2 separate regions of the Homo sapiens genome follow, and region 2 is linked to region 1. A link is a loop called in an ENCODE intact Hi-C map of the cell type or tissue named here. Cell type or tissue: PC-9. All regions are shown on one strand. Links, peaks and the distances in the headings refer to the core of each region. The heading gives the core; the rest is flanking DNA. Region 1 holds the start of LINC00882 (long intergenic non-protein coding RNA 882). Region 2 overlaps GUCA1C (guanylate cyclase activator 1C).

Evidence for each region. Peaks named below come from ENCODE experiments on the same cell type or tissue, not always from the same donor. Only the 100,000 strongest peaks of a DNase experiment are listed, where the experiment ranks them.
Region 2: it touches region 1 in a loop (17-fold over the local background); 3 of 110 quality-filtered maps call a loop at or near these places.

Annotation. Positions count from the first base shown.
Region 1 is chr3:107,236,701-107,245,798 of GRCh38, reverse strand. It overlaps LINC00882 (long intergenic non-protein coding RNA 882), which reads left to right and starts at 5,161. Exons shown (of 4, transcript NR_028303.1): 1 at 5,161-5,356. It overlaps DUBR (DPPA2 upstream binding RNA), which reads right to left and starts at 5,107. Exons shown (of 4, transcript NR_028302.1): 1 at 4,712-5,107. In PC-9, for the core only: no CTCF peak of the experiment used is centred there; a DNase peak (open chromatin) is centred at 4,308; H3K4me3 peaks cover 2,090 bases.
Region 2 is chr3:108,913,362-108,919,724 of GRCh38, reverse strand. GUCA1C (guanylate cyclase activator 1C) reads left to right here. Exons shown (of 4, transcript NM_005459.4): 3 at 3,511-3,598. Among named protein-coding and RNA genes, the nearest start is that of GUCA1C, 37 kb to the left of the region's middle. In PC-9, for the core only: CTCF peaks have their summits at 4,312 and 4,515 (motif pointing right); a DNase peak (open chromatin) is centred at 4,494.

The sequences.
Region 1 (9,098 bases), core at 3,013-5,512:
CTGGTAAAAAAGCTGGATCTTGGCTGGGTGTAGTGGCTCACACCTGTACTCCCAGCACTTTGGGAGGCTGTGGAGGGTGGATCACTTGAGTCCGGGAGTTCGAGACCAGCCTGGGCAACATGGTGAGACCCTGTCTCTATTAACAATATAAATTTTTTTTCAAAAAGTAAAACAAACAAAAAAGCTGGATCTTTTAGTGGTATAATTCTTTTTGTTAAGAAATTCAAACATAAAAAACATAAATTACTGGAACACTATCAGGGCTTTCTTCATTCATGAAGGAATGCTCTGAAAGATACAGGGAGTTATTAGAAATAAATTGAGATTGCCCATATGCTAGCACGAAGTGAAAACGTCAACAATGATAATTTTTTACTCATTTGGTTCTGAAGACACTTCAGAGAACAAAATTGATTAAAATCCCTCCTTATTGAACCTGTATTCCAGTGGAACAGAAAGTTAAGACAATAAACCAAGTAAATCATTACAGTACATTGAATTTAAAATAAGGGCTACAGCCAGGTATGATGGTGCATGCCTGTAATCCTAGCTACTCAGGAGGCTGAAGCAGGAGAATTACTTGAACCCGGGAGGGTGGAGGTTGCAGTGAGCTGAGATTGCTTCACTGCACTCCAGTCTGGGCGAGAGAGTGAGACTCCATCTAAAAAAAAAAAAAGGTGGGGGGGAGGGGCGACAGATGAAAATAAACAAGAGATGGTGTATGGCCTGAATTATATACCCCCAAAATTCATATGTTGAAGGCCTAACCCCTAGTACCTCATAAGGTAACTATATTTGTAGAAATGGTTTTTAAGGAGGCAATTAAGTTAAAATGAGGCCCTTTGGATGGGCCCTAATCCAATCTAAATGCTGTCTTTATAAGAGAAAATTTGGGCATGCAGAGAGACACCAGGGGCACTCACCCACAGAGGACAAACCATGAGAGGACACAGAAAGTGGACAATGGCTGGCCAAGGAGAGAGGCCACAGGAGAAATCAAACCTGCTGCCATCTTGATCTTGGACTTCTAGTCTCCAGAGCTAAGAAAATAATTTTCTGAGGGTTAAGCCACTGGGTCTGCGGTGCTCTGCCATGGCAGCCCTGCAAACTAATCCAGATGCTGAGAGAATGTACAAGTTTTTTGTTTGGTTTGTTTCATTGGTAGGTCTCACTGAGAAAAATGACATCAGAACAAAGACCTGTGGAAGAGTCAGTTATATAAATATTTGGGGGCAGGAGCATTCTGGAAGAGGAAAAAGCAATCCCCAAAGCCCTGATCTGGAAGGAGGCCAGGGAGGTTTGATACATAGAGCATTAGAAGATGAGGTTAGAAAGGTTGGAACAGCGAGGCAGTGGCAGATCACAGGAGAGAAGGGTTCTCAGTGGATGCAGGGCCGTACTGTGCACCAATGGGATATTTTGAAAAACTGTGAGGAATTTTGGCATTACTATGATTGGGGTGGTGGTAATGTTAGTGGGCAGGCAACATTTATGTTAAAAGAATAGCCATGCTCAGGACCCTTCCACCCAGCAAAGTATTTTTTCTACAATCAATGTGACTTTTAAATGCCCTGCTGCTCATTCATGGAGATGTAACACTTTATAACCTTTTATGCTAACTTCTAAACTCCACTAATGGCAAAATAGGTTATGGGATCAACTCTTCATTAAACAAGTAAACATTCTGGATAAATATATTTGATCATATTTGGGGAACCTTTGCTAATACTTTTTCAAGTATTTTTCTGCCTGATAGTTTCTCTCTTTGACTTCTAAAAGTCCAATTTCATGTAAGTTAGATGTCTTGACATTATTTCATGGGTCACTGATGTTCTGTTTATTATAAACTTTTTTTTTTCTCAGTGCACTTTAAATTTGGATGATTTCTATTGATCTATCTTTTTTTTTGAGATGGAGTCTCACTCTGTAGCCCAGGTGGAGTGCAATGGTACAATCTCAGCTCACTGCAGTCTCCATCTCCCTAGTTCAAGCAATTTTCCAGCCTCAGCCTCCCGAGTAGATGGGATTATAGGTGTGCACCACCACACTCAACTAATTTTTGTATTTTTAGTAGAGATGGGGTTTCACCATGTTGGCCTGGCTGGTCTCAAATTTCTGACCTCTGACCTCAAATGATTCGTTCGCCTAGGCTTCCCAAAGTAGGCTGGGACTACAGGTGTGAGCCACTGTACCTGGCCCTCTATTGACCTATCTTTAAGCTTCCTGATTCTCCTTACTGTTGTCCAATCTACTGATAATCCCATCAAATAATTTCAGTTATTATAATTTTCAGTTCTAGGGGTTCCATTTTGTTCTTCTTCTATTAGTTGTATTTCTCTTGAAATTCCCTGTCTTCATTTATCATATCTACCCTTAGTAAGAATCTTTAATAATTTAAAATAGCCATAAATATCTTTAAAATTCCTTTTCTACTGATTCCAACATCTGTAGGTCTATTTCTATTGATTTATGACAAAGGTGATGTTGCAGAGCAGTGGGGAAAGGACTTTCTTTTCCAAAAAAAACTTAGGTCAGTTGGATAGCTACATTAAAAAAAAAAAAAAAAAAAAAAAAAAAAACTAGTCCTCACTTCACACCATATGCCAAAATTAATTTTAGGTAGTTAGCACATCTAAGTGTTCCAAGAAAAAACTTAAGGTTCCAGATGGTAACATAAGAGAATGCCCTTGTCACCTTGGGGTAGACAATGATTTCTGACAGGTTAGCGAAAGCACTAACCATGAACAAAGAGTGATAAATTAGACCTCAATAAAAATAAAAGATTTACCTTTATCAAAATCTAAAAATGGGAAGTTAAAATGCAAGCGTTTAATTAGGAAAAGGTGTTTGTTTGCAGCACTTATCTAGAATATACACATCAAGTAGAAGAAGATTAGCCAATAGAAAAGTGGGTGAATGCCTAAAAGGCACTTAACTAAAGAGGATATCCGAGTGGCCAATAATCACATGAAAGATGCTCTTTATCTTTAGTCATCCGAGAAATGTAAATTAAAACCACATAAACCCTAAATGTTGGAGAGGACGTGGAACAATGAGAACTCTCATCATACAATGCTGGCAGGTCTATAAATTTGAAAAACTGCTTGGCACTGTAATTATAGCTGGTTATGAGCATACCTTAGATATGTATCGCAATAGAAATGTGTATCTATGTGAACCGATTCACAGAATAACGTTCACGGAAGTATTATCTGTAATAGCTCCAAACCTGGAAAGAACTCGAATGTCCAGTATCAGCATAAGGGACCAGTCACAAAAGACCTCATATCATATGGTTCAATTTTTGTGAGATGTCCAGAATAGGGAAATCTATAGAGCAGAAAAATTAGTGGTTGCTTGGGGCTAGAAAGGATAGGGAAGTGGGGTTGCGGGAGTGATAGTTAAAGGGTATGAAGTTTCCAGGTGATGAAAATTTTCTAAAATTGACTGTGGTGATGGTTGCACATATCTGCGAATATGCTGAAAGCAATGAATTGTACACATTGAATTGCACACTTTAAGTAGATGAACTGTATGGTGTGTGAATTATATCTCAATAAATCTGTAATTAAGAAAAAATAACAGTAGAAAGAATAAATTGTGTATACTCATATAACTGAATTTCATACAGCATAGAATAAAATTGTAAAAAAGACTTGTTACATGCAACGACACGGATGAATTCAAATATAATATAAAGGGAAATAAACCAAATACTATAAAATATTTACCAAGTAATTCATTTCATGTGAAATGTCAGAATAGACAAAACTAACAGGGGGATGAAGAATGCTACTATTAGTTAATTTCTTGAGCTGAGTTGTGGTTGCCCGGACATGTTTGTGTTAATCTTTGAAAGTTTACTGAACTGTATTTGTAATTTGTACACTTTTTTGTATGCTGTACTTCAACACGTTTTATTAAAAATATTTCTAAAAATCCAAATGTTCAGTAAGTTGTCCTATAATATGCATTAAAAAAGAATTAAAAAATACACAAGCATTTCAAAAGTTATTTTTTGTGGGTTAGGGTTATGGAGAATTTCTTTTCTGCTCTATACGTCTCAGAATTTTCCAAATGACCATAGTAGACATATATTACATTTATCACTAGAAAAAAATACTATTAAAATACAATTGTCTGAGATAATCTTGTACTACTTTTACACTAAACTAATTTAGTTCAAATGTGGGGACTTCAGCTTTTGCTCCCAGATGAAAAGAGCTTGTCATTTTGGAGCAAAGGAGGGCGTGGCAGTTGGTCGGAGTGTTTCCTGGTGGCCTAGGAGACTGCCAGAAACTCACCAAGGGCCACCGGCCTAGGGGGAGGAGCAGAGGTGCAGGTGCAGGGAGGGATTCAAGAGACTGTGAACTAAACCTGGGTGGGTCCCAGTCCTCACAAAACCTGGGTCCTAACTGCAAAACTATGGTCGGGCCTGGGAAGGGGCGGAGGACTCACTGGCGCTCTAGCCTCTGTGCTGGGTGAATTAGTGATTAGGCTCTAATCTTCACAGTCCTCATGATTCTATTTTTGTAAGGCCAGCAGCTAAGAGTGGTTTTTACATTTTCAAAACAAAGACGAATACGCTACAGAGACAGTTCCAGGCCCAAATTCTAGAGTATTTGCTTTCTGGCTCCTTACAGAAAAAGTGGGTAAACTTCTTGATTAGAGGGTCTAGGCAGAAGAATTCTAAGGTATTTAAAATTTTTACCTGGGAATGCGCTTGCTGGTGAGGCGGAGCCGGCGTGAAGCCAGTGTGCCCAGCGGCACTGGTACCACGCGATGCTGGATTGCCTAGGCTGGTCAGACGGAGCAAATCGGAATCCACGGAAGAAAATTCACCTCTTAAGGATCCAGTCCGGAAAGGGATGGCCGGGCTCTTCCTGGGCAGGGGTGCCCAAATGGATGAGGATGCTCTCTGCAGCCCTCGGCGGATCGCAAAGGAGCAGGGCTCCGGTCTTCTATCTGGGAAAACATGGTTGTCACTCGTGGAGAAGCCAACGGAGCCCCTGCGGAGTTTTCTTTCCTTTTCTCTGCTGCAGGCAGAAGAAGCGCATTGCGCGGTTCGCCGGGCTGTCTGCAACTTTGGGAGCTGCGCCGCGTGGGTGCGGCCAGCCGACCGGCGCGTGCGCAGTGAGTTCTCAGCGCCTCCCGCCGCGCAGGCTCGGCGTTGGCCTCCGCGGCCCGTGCGAGTGCGCCCTTCTCGGGTCCCCTAGGTCGCGGGGCAGCCGGGGCGGAAGGGGCTTGTTCATTATTTTGAGAGTTTGTTGTGAACGTCATAACCTTTCGTCCTTAAATATTGCCGATACTTGACCTACGCAAGAGACAATGTCATGTGATTCAGCCTAATATCTCAGTATGTATCCCCTAAGAATAAGGGATTTTTCTACATCAGGGTTTCTCAACCCCGCGCTATGGACATTTTGGGCAGGATGAGTTTTTGCTGTCTGTACCCGTAAGGTGGGGTGACGGGGTGGGGTGGGGGTGTCCTGTGCTAAACAATCACTATTTAGCAGCATCCTTGGCCTCTACCCATTAGATGCCAGTAGCAACCCCCTCCCCCAGTTGTGACAGCCAACGATGCCTCCAGACACTGCCAAACCCAAACGGTGTGGTTGGGGGGGTTGAGGGGGGGAGGGGTAGTGGTGAGGGTTGGGGGAAAAAGGAGAGGTACAAAGTTGCCTCAATTGAGGACCACAGGATCACAATGCACATCATCATACTTAGGAAATGTAACATTGTTATATTACAATAATCTATATTTCATATTTGAATTTCCTCAATTGTCCCAAAATGTCCTTCTTTACCCTGTAGTTTGTAAAATGTAAATCCGAGATTTAACAAGAATCACATAGTGCATCAATAAGAACCACATATTGCAGTTGTCAAGTCTCTTTCGCTTCCTTCAATATAGAGCAGTTCCCTAGCCTTTTTTGTTTGTTTCTCCTGGTATTGACATTTTTGAAAAGTCTAGCCCGGTGGTCTTCCAGAATATCCTTCAATTTGGAGATGTCAGATTGGTTCCTCATTATAAGATTCACGAGTAATAGATATGTACACACAAACATATATGCAGGAATTCTACCTAGGTGATGTATCCAATTTTATCTATTTTCAAATGACTTTTTAGCTGTCATAACATTTAATTTATAAAGCACCTCCCTGACCAGCGATTTGCAATATTTTTATCACATACGTAAATTTCCACATTGTAATTGGGTCTAAGATATATTTTCTTTTTTCCCCGCATTGATCTTATTGTCTACTTATGGGCTAATATACTGTTTTTATTAGAGACTATATTTCAGTATCTGGTAGGGCTAGACTGCATCATTGCTGTTTTCTTAAGTGTTTTTTTAATGCTGGGTTATTTTTTCATGTTAACTATAGAATATAGCCCCATAAAAGTACTTTCAAAAAAAAAATCTTCTGCATACCTTTTCAGTTTATGATGTTGCATTTTCCTTTTGAAAAGCAAGGTTTATTTTTTCTCGTGCTCAAGTTTCAGCTTTGTGTCTTTCAAGGAAGCATCATAAAGGTTTTTCACTTGTTAAGTTTATTCTTAGAGTATTTCTCTTTTTTGTTGGTATCGTAAGTGGGATTATCTCTTCCACTTTTCCTTATAACAGCTAGATTCTTACATAAATGAAGGTACTGATTTCTATGTCTAATTTTGTATCTTGCTACCATATTGAATCTCCTGTTGCTTCTAGGAGTTTCATGTTGATTGTATCTGTATCTCTTTTTACACTTTTATATAATTGCAGTGATTATCCATTTTGAAGTTCAAATTGCCCGTCTTTGGCCATTTTTGGCTCCTTTGTTTATTTGACACAAGCTCGAATGTCTTGATAGCTTACTTGCTTTCTGACACTGTAAGAGTTCCAGTCTCATATTGTACATTTACTGCCTCAGACCTAGAATCAGCCATTTCTCAAAGGTGTCCTTGTTGCTTCCAGTGAAAAAGGTATTTGGATGCTACAGTCTGCACTGAAAGATGTTCATGGTTAAATGGCTTATCACTTCCCAGACTTTTCAACACAAGATCTAGGAGAGATGTAGTTTTTCAAAGAAAGATGAAAATAAATAATAAATTTGTGTTGATATTCCAATTCTAATAGAAGGTTATAGAGTTTTTACTTATTTGATTTTATATTGCATCTTTTTTCCCCTATGCTGAAAATCATGGCTCCTAAATGATATTAACAGAATTATTTACTTTTCTGCATAATATATATAATAGTTTCCAAAATCTACCAGTATTACAACTATTAGTAAAAATGTTAGATGTAGTTAAATACAATTAGGCTTATTTATCTCATGTTGTTTTAAAATCTAGGTTGCTTGCTGGGTGCAGTGGCTCATGCCTGTAATCCCAGCACTTTGGGAGGCTGAGGCAGGTGGATCACTCAAGGTCAGGAGTTCAAGAGCAGACTGGCCAATTGCGCCACTGCACTGCAGCCTGGGTGACAGAGGGAGACTCCTTCAAAAAAAAAAAGAAAAATCTAGGTTGCTCAATTAAAAAGAAAATTAAATCCAAAATCCAAAATGGAAAAGAACCTTAAATATATCTAACGTTTTCTTTTTGAGTGGAATATCTAATTCATAATTTCATTATTTATTTAAATTATCAGTTTTGTTCTGAACACTCTTTAGCTGCATCTTGTCAACTCTAATGTCATGTTTTCATTTTTTTCTAGAAATTCTCATTAGCAATTGATATTTCCCTTTGAGACAAGCTATGTTTAATAGGAAAATTTTAAATTTCAAAATGGGGCTTTCTTATGTTTTGATTATAAATTTCTGGTTTTATCATATTATGGTGAATATTTAGATCATTTTTATGTGATTTACTGGGGCATACATGTCTGTATTGTAAATTAGAGTCAATTTTCTAAGTGTTTTTGTATTTTTTTGTCTAATTAAGAGAAATGTACTATAGTCTGCTATTATTAGTGTATTTCAATTTCTCTTTGAATCTCTTATAATTCCTACTGTATGAAAGTAGCTGCTGTGTTATTCACTGCATACCTTTTCATAAATCTTTTATTTTCACTGGGAATTGTAGCCTTTAGGATTATAAGATGTTCTTTGTCTCAATAATGGTTTTTGGTCTGAATTTTATTTTATTGAATTGCAAAATCTCAATTCTTTCTTTTTTTAATTTGCATTTTCTCAGTAGAACTTTACCCATCCTTCCTTTCATTGTTAGCATTTCTGAATTGTTTTGTTTTAGGTGGGTCTTTGTCTTTTATATACAGCATAGAGTTGGATTTTCCTTTGAAATCAACCTGTTTTTCTTTTTGTTTTAACACTGAGGTTGAGCCCTCTGTTGGCTGATATGTTTGGTCTCAGTTATCTCCTGTATTATATTTACCTGTGTAATATGTAGCATATTTGATGGTGATACGTGCTATTGAGGAAAATAAAGGAGAAAGGGTGCATAAAAAATGCTGGGGAGAATATTCTATTTTAAATAGTGATCAGGGAAGGCCTCACGGAGGAAGTGATTTTTGCACAAACACTTGAAATAGGCAAAAGAATGAATCATTTGGATAAATGAGGTAAGATTGTTCCTGACAGAGGACAGCTAGGGCCAAGGCCCTGAGGCATAGAGTAGCTAGTGTGCTCTAAGGAACAGCAAGGGAGCTGGTGTGATCAAAGTTGGTAAGCAGGAGAACAGTAGGAGATAAGACCAGAGGATCAGATAGGGCCCTGTCAGTAGGGAGCAGAGAGTCCCTCCTTCAAGAGAAATTTTGGTACCAGATGTTGAAATAATACATCTGCCATACCACAGTAATAAATTAATAACTCTATGAGAACACATAAATAACCCTGGGAATTCCAGCCTAGGTAGGAGAGGAAACTAGGCTTGCGGGTATGATATTTTGGGTACAACTCAAATTATGCATGAAAGTAGCTTCGTATTTGCTAACTTTGGGGGTTGGATTACTAAAGCACCTTTCCCAACCCATACGATTGCAGGAATCCTTGACTGTTCTTCAAGTCTCTCATATTTCAGTTTGTAGTTCATATCCTACCTCCAAACATATCAGATATAGATAACAACTATAGCTTTTGGCTATTTATCTGAAGCT
Region 2 (6,363 bases), core at 3,309-5,808, 1.7 Mb before region 1:
AAGGAGCTGAGTTACAAATAAAATACGTAGTAGAAATATTAGCAAAAATGCCAGAAAAATAAGTGAGTAGAACTACTTTTATAATTAAACTTCTCAACAAACGTTCAAAGCAGATAAAAATGTAAAGCTAAATAAGCGAATGTAGAGTTAACCAACATATGGAAAGAATTCAAGGGTAGGATAATACCGATATTGCTAATGTTTTAATTTCACATAGATCATTCACACAAAAAAAATGTGCTAGGATTCACTTGGCAAGTGAACAATTTAGAAATTCTGCCTATACCTTATATATTGCAACACAAAATTAGAAATCAAATATTCTATAGAGAATACACAACCTCGTGTAAATTTTAAAATATTCTCTTAAATACTCAGCTTTTTCTAAAAACAATGAAAATGTAAATACAGCATACAGATCTTAGGATGCCACCAAAGCATTTCTTAATGCTTAATGCATTAAGCCCTTAAAGTTAAGGGCTAAACTTAGAAAGGGAAAAAAAGAACATAGGAAAATGGAAATAATAAAAGCACAGAACAGAAATTTAATAATTAGATACCATTCGTCTCTAATTAAATTAATCAGTACTAAAAACAATAATAGCAAATTCTGGTAAGAGCATGGTAAGGAATGCACCTTACACACTGTGGAGAGGGTGTAAGTGGAGAAAACATTCCGGGAAATGTGGTAATCTGCGTCAAGAGGCTAAAAGCTGATCTTTGTTTTAGAGTTAGCATTACTTATTTTGAGTCAGGAAAAACAATTATTAAGGATAAAAGTCCTGTGATTTATATCACAGAATCTCTTAAGATAGCAAAAAATTTTAAAAAACTGAAAGAGGAAAATGTTTAAATAAATTAATGCAATGGAATATATACTTATTGAGAAATTGGTAGCCTAGGAACACACTTTCTATATAATGGGCAGGTGAAAAAAATCAGCAAGGTAAATACAAAGTGTATAATCTAAGTTCTCTCTGCATACAATACAGAGGCTAAAATGGAATTCAGCCCAGGCATTAAGAGATTGCAAGGAAGTACCACAGTATAGGCAGGCTCTACAAAGGAGATAGTTACAGCTTAATCTCACTTCAAGGGTATAAAACAGTCAAGAGAAAGGTTTTTAAGGATTTTTGAGGGACATTTGTTTAGTAGGACCCCCCAGGTCAATAACATGGGGATGTTAGGAAACCATTGAGATGTGGTTGTATCCTGCAATTTGAGGGCCACAGCAGTGAGTGTCTGAGTCATGAGTGAGAAGTCTAAAGAAGCAAACAGTGGCAGCAAGGGTGCACATTTTGGAAGTATCTGCCTTCCTAGAATTTGTTGGGACAAAGGATGCTAGGGTGTTTTCCATAGATCAGGCATGGAACACTGTGAGAGGAAGCTGGCATAGAGCTATGTTAGATCTTATCCTGCAGAGCCACTGGAAGAGGTGAAGAAAACTCAAAGCTGCAGGTAGACCTAGAGTACTGTCTATTCAGGGGACATTTCACAATGTCTGGAGACATTTTGGTGAGTTGGAGAGTAGAGAGGGCGTAGGGCTGTTGCCATCTATTGCTCAGAGACCAGGGATGCCGCTAAGTATTCAACGGTGCACAGGACAGCCCTGAACAAGAAAGAATTGCCTAGTCTAAAAATGGCAATTGTGCGGATTTTAAGAGTTTTTTTTATTTTTTTGAGACGGAGTCTCGCTCTGTCACCCAGGCTGGAGTGCAATGGCACGATCTCGGCTCACTGCAACCTCCACCTCCTGGATTCAAGCGATTCTCCTGCCTCAGCCTCCTGAGTAGCTAGGATTACAGGCGCCCGCCACCACGCCTGGCTAATTTTTGTATTTTTAGTAGAAACGGGGTTTCACCATATTGGCCAGGCTGGTCTATGAACTCCTGACCTCGTGATCCGCCCACCTCAGCCTCCCAAAGTGCTGGGACCAAAGGTATGAGTCACCGTGCCCGGCTGCAGATTTTAAGAAATTCTAAGCGGGAAAGGGACCAGCTGGAATCAAGATGCATGATTCATGCCTACAGAATTGCAGGAGAGAGAGTCTACACCTCTCAGGCCAGGGAACACTGAAATTAGCTAATGGGGACAGTACTTGCCAAGTGAGAACTCTCCTGCTTCCCTTTCTCTCCTGCGTCCTCCTGCTCCCACATAGGGAGTACTCAGAGACTGCGATTAGGAAACTAGGGAAGAAAGAGTGCATATAGTAAATGAGGAAGGAAAGAAGAAGAAGAAAAAAAAGCTTCTTGCCTATCCCCTGATCCTGCTGCTTCTATTAAAAAAAAGAAGGAAAACGGAGCAAGCTGAGGACTCCCTCCAAAAATATTATCCCCTCAGTGCTCCTCCACTTTCCAATCAGTATTTCACTTTCACTTATATGACCTGAAGATTGGTGATGAACAAATCAAGATCTCACAATTTTTTATCATGACTTTTTATGTGGGCTAATATCACTTCAGAATGTGGGGATACTGGATACTTGGCCACATTTTCTAGGCTTTTGAAGCCTCTGACCAAACACTGAGAAATCCTTAAAATTTTCTTCAAATGTGATGCTGTATGTATGTAACTATTACTTTAAATACTGTCCTATATTTAACCATGAGATCCATCAGACCTAAACTTGCTAAAGCCAAGACTGGTTAATAATGATAATAAAAAGCTACCATCATTTATTATGATTACTCCTGGAACTCAAGTTTGGTAATGCTTGAGAAGAAGCAAGAGAGAGAGAGTCATATTTATGATTGTGTCCTCTAATTGAAATATGTTGCTAGAAGTTTTTCTAAAGATTCCTTCATGTTCAATCAAGATAGTTATGTTCAAATTCCCAAATGAATAATCCTCTTTCATTTTATTTTGAAGTTCTATGTCAAGTCTGGGTCATTTAATTTAATCACCTTGGAGTTAGGGGAGGCTGGCTACATCTTCCCTCTAGGAAGGCTGGAAATGTCATTTGCCCCCTGGGCCCTGACAGTATGTGGGAGAAATTCAGGGCCCTTCTAAGGTGTATATATCTGTCTCCCCAGTCAATCATTCCACAAAAGGGCACAAAGAACCAGGGGTGCCAGCGGTGGAAGCCGGAGAGGAAGCTTGAGACTCTTACAGCATTGTGGTCATCCTTTTACTTTCATCCATAAGACCCAAATCAATCTGTCTGAAATTGAGAGCAATATCTGTTTTCTGGGTCTGGAATTCTTATGATCATGACCACTACAATATTTTCTCCAATGGGCTCATTGCATCTGTTGTGATCTAATATGTTGAATGGATCCCTGTATGCTGTATAAAATAGGGCTTCAGTCTTTATTCAGTTCATTTAATTTCCAAGTCTCATTACCCAGAACTGACATACAATCTTTTCTTTTTATTTACTTTTAACAACTGGTACAGGTTGGATAGCAACCGACAACACATCCCCAAATTCTGTCACATCGGAGCAGAAATGTTGCAAAATGTATTTGCTTCCAGAAAAGTTGACCTCTTTCATTTAATGTCTTTTTGCAGGCGGTACAAGCCCTCAATGGCCAGCAAACTCTGAGTCCTGAAGAATTCATCAACTTGGTGTTCCATAAGATCGATATAAACAATGATGGTAATGGAGCTACTCTCTACTGGATCACTTTTCCTACAAAGTAGGAGATGGTGGTAGTGGGGAGTGTTATTTAGACAAAAGCAGGAACCATTCAAGAGAACCCTAGTTGTGACTTAGGCTTCATAATGGGACCAATCCAATGTTCTCAGTATGATTCAATTGAGTAAATATTTATTGATCATATTCATTTCCAATGTGTGGTGCTTGACATGTTGGGATATATAAAGAGTAAAGGTGAGATGAGCAAATAAATCAGAATAATATAGGATGAAGTAAGTACCTTCTGCTGTTTGCTCTGAGACACATTCTATTAATCAGTTCCTCTCCACTGGAGAGGAAAACTCTCCAGTAACAGAAAACTTGAGCTTATAAATAAACTCAAGTTTTCCCTACTGCAGAAAACTTTCCTTCATTTATGCTATCTTCTTCTACTATCAGGCTTTTTTCTTCCTTTGGACTAAACATTTCTGGAGAAGAGTCCACACTTGCCTCCATTTCTGCTTTTTCTACCTTTTCTATCTACATTTCTGCTCTGATTATTTCTCCATCTGCTCTTTCTACTCTGTAATCTGGGTTCCTGTTTAGCTCAGAGGAGGTACCTTTCTTCTTCAGAGGTAGGAGTGAAGAGAGAAGACACAGACAGCCCAAGAGAAATGAGTGCTTCTACCATGTAGCTTTGATATCAGCAAACAGGTAGGTGAGCATAAAGACTTGAGATTGAGGCAGAAGATCTAGGAATGGTCCTTGAAAAACAGAAAATTTGACATTGTTAAAAATATAGGATATTAGTAAAAGGTTTAAGAAAACGGATAAGAGGCATTGGCATGCCAATCACAGTTGTCATCATTCCAAAACTCCTTCCAAAGGCATCAACCTGCCCACCATGCATCACTTCTTCTGGTGGACACAAGAGGGCAGTAGAGACACATGTTCCCATGTTGAGTGTGACAGGTTGTACTAGTAAAATGTGGCAGCTCAGCGTGGCAGGATGGGATGGTGAGGCCGGGAGGAAGCTCAAATGCAGCCACTGCTGCAAAAAAGCCAAACGACTGGACAAGAGTATACTGCTCAAGAAAGAAATTTGAAGATGCATCAGTTGCATCAATCTTCTTCTCTTAAGCACCTCGGTGTAGATCTGCCTCTCCTGAATCTCAATTCAGTATGCTCACTTACTAGTATACTGACATCAAATAATGAAACATGTCAGTACATGTGAAAGCTTGTAAGAAACAGAGTCAGACTACCCAGAGTAGATAAGGAGGCTACGTGCAGCCAGGAAAGGACCAGAGAAATGGAGAGTGGAGGGTCTGATGAGGACAATGAAGACTTTATTTGGAATATGCCACTGAAAATCGTGGTCATCGAACTGGAGAAATGCTGTAGATTTTATTCTGTTTCACTTTGTTTTTAATCTTAGAGGTGCTGCAGGATGGCAGGGATTGGAGTAGAGTAAATCATCCATTTCAGCCTGGGGCTGAAAGCACTGATGTAGAAGAATGAGTACTCCGGAAGTAGATGGGACATCACAAAGTTTTAAGACTTGGTTTATACAGTGACTTTCAAAAGGGCAGGTCAAGAATGTTTAATAATATCCATGAACACTGCTTCTAGTGCTAGGAGTGAGGGGAATAGGAAAGTGACCTTCCTCGGAGAAGTACGAAGATTTTGGTATTCTTAGGAAAACACTAAGATTCTATTAGTTTGAGGACACAGATAGTGTATTCGAGAAAACATGAATATGATTCAGGACTTTTTGTTTACTATCCAAGAAGGTTCCCCAAGGGCAAAGTATAAGGAATCGATAAAATGGGGACTGTGATTAGAAAGGAACTTGAAGTAGAAAGGGCTGGGTTAAAAGAGACGTGAATTCAGAAAAGAGAAATTGTGCCTGGGCAATAGCTGAGGTTACCTGAAGTTAGAGAGATGAGCTCTTTCACTTACAACAATAAGTCAGCGACAGAAAAAAGGAGATGAATTATGGTTTCTAGAATAGTTTATAAAACTAAATACACTAATTGTTTCCTCTTATAAAAACTTGTATTACTATTATTATTATTATTTAAAATGGAGTCTTGCTTTGTCACCCAGGCTGGAGTGCAGTGGTGTGATCTCGGCTCACTGCAACCTCCGCCTCCTGGGTTCAAGCAATTCTTCTGCCTCAATCTCCCAAGTAGCTGGGACTACAGGCTCCCCCCACCATGCCCAGCTAATTTTTGTATTTTTAGTAGAGACGGGGTTTCACCATATTGGCCAGGCTGGTCTCGAACTCCTGACCTTGTGATCCACCCTCCTCAGCCTCCCAAAGTGCTGGGATTACAGGTGTGAGCCACCGTGCCCAGCCCCAAAAACTTGTATTTTAAGTAAAAAAAATATACGCACATCCACATCTATATACACTTTGGAGTACCTATGAATCGCTATTTCTTAGCAAATGCATATACAGAACTAAAACTGATAGAACTTGCTTTTGTATAAAAATTATTGACATTTGTTACATCGTTTCATCATGAGACAGCTGGATCATTCCATACATCAAGAAAAAGATGTTAACAAATGTGCTGGTGAACAGAGACAGCCCAGTGTAATCAAAGACAAGGAAGAAAAAGTGATGAAGACATAAAAGGTTGATATTTGCAGAAGTACAAAAGGATTTGGCCAGTATTTGACAGAGAAGAATAATATGAAGTGCTTCATTTACAAATAAAGGGGGAATTAGCACCACAGAGGAGAATGTCTATTCACATTTGTAAAAGCTAAACTCTGTA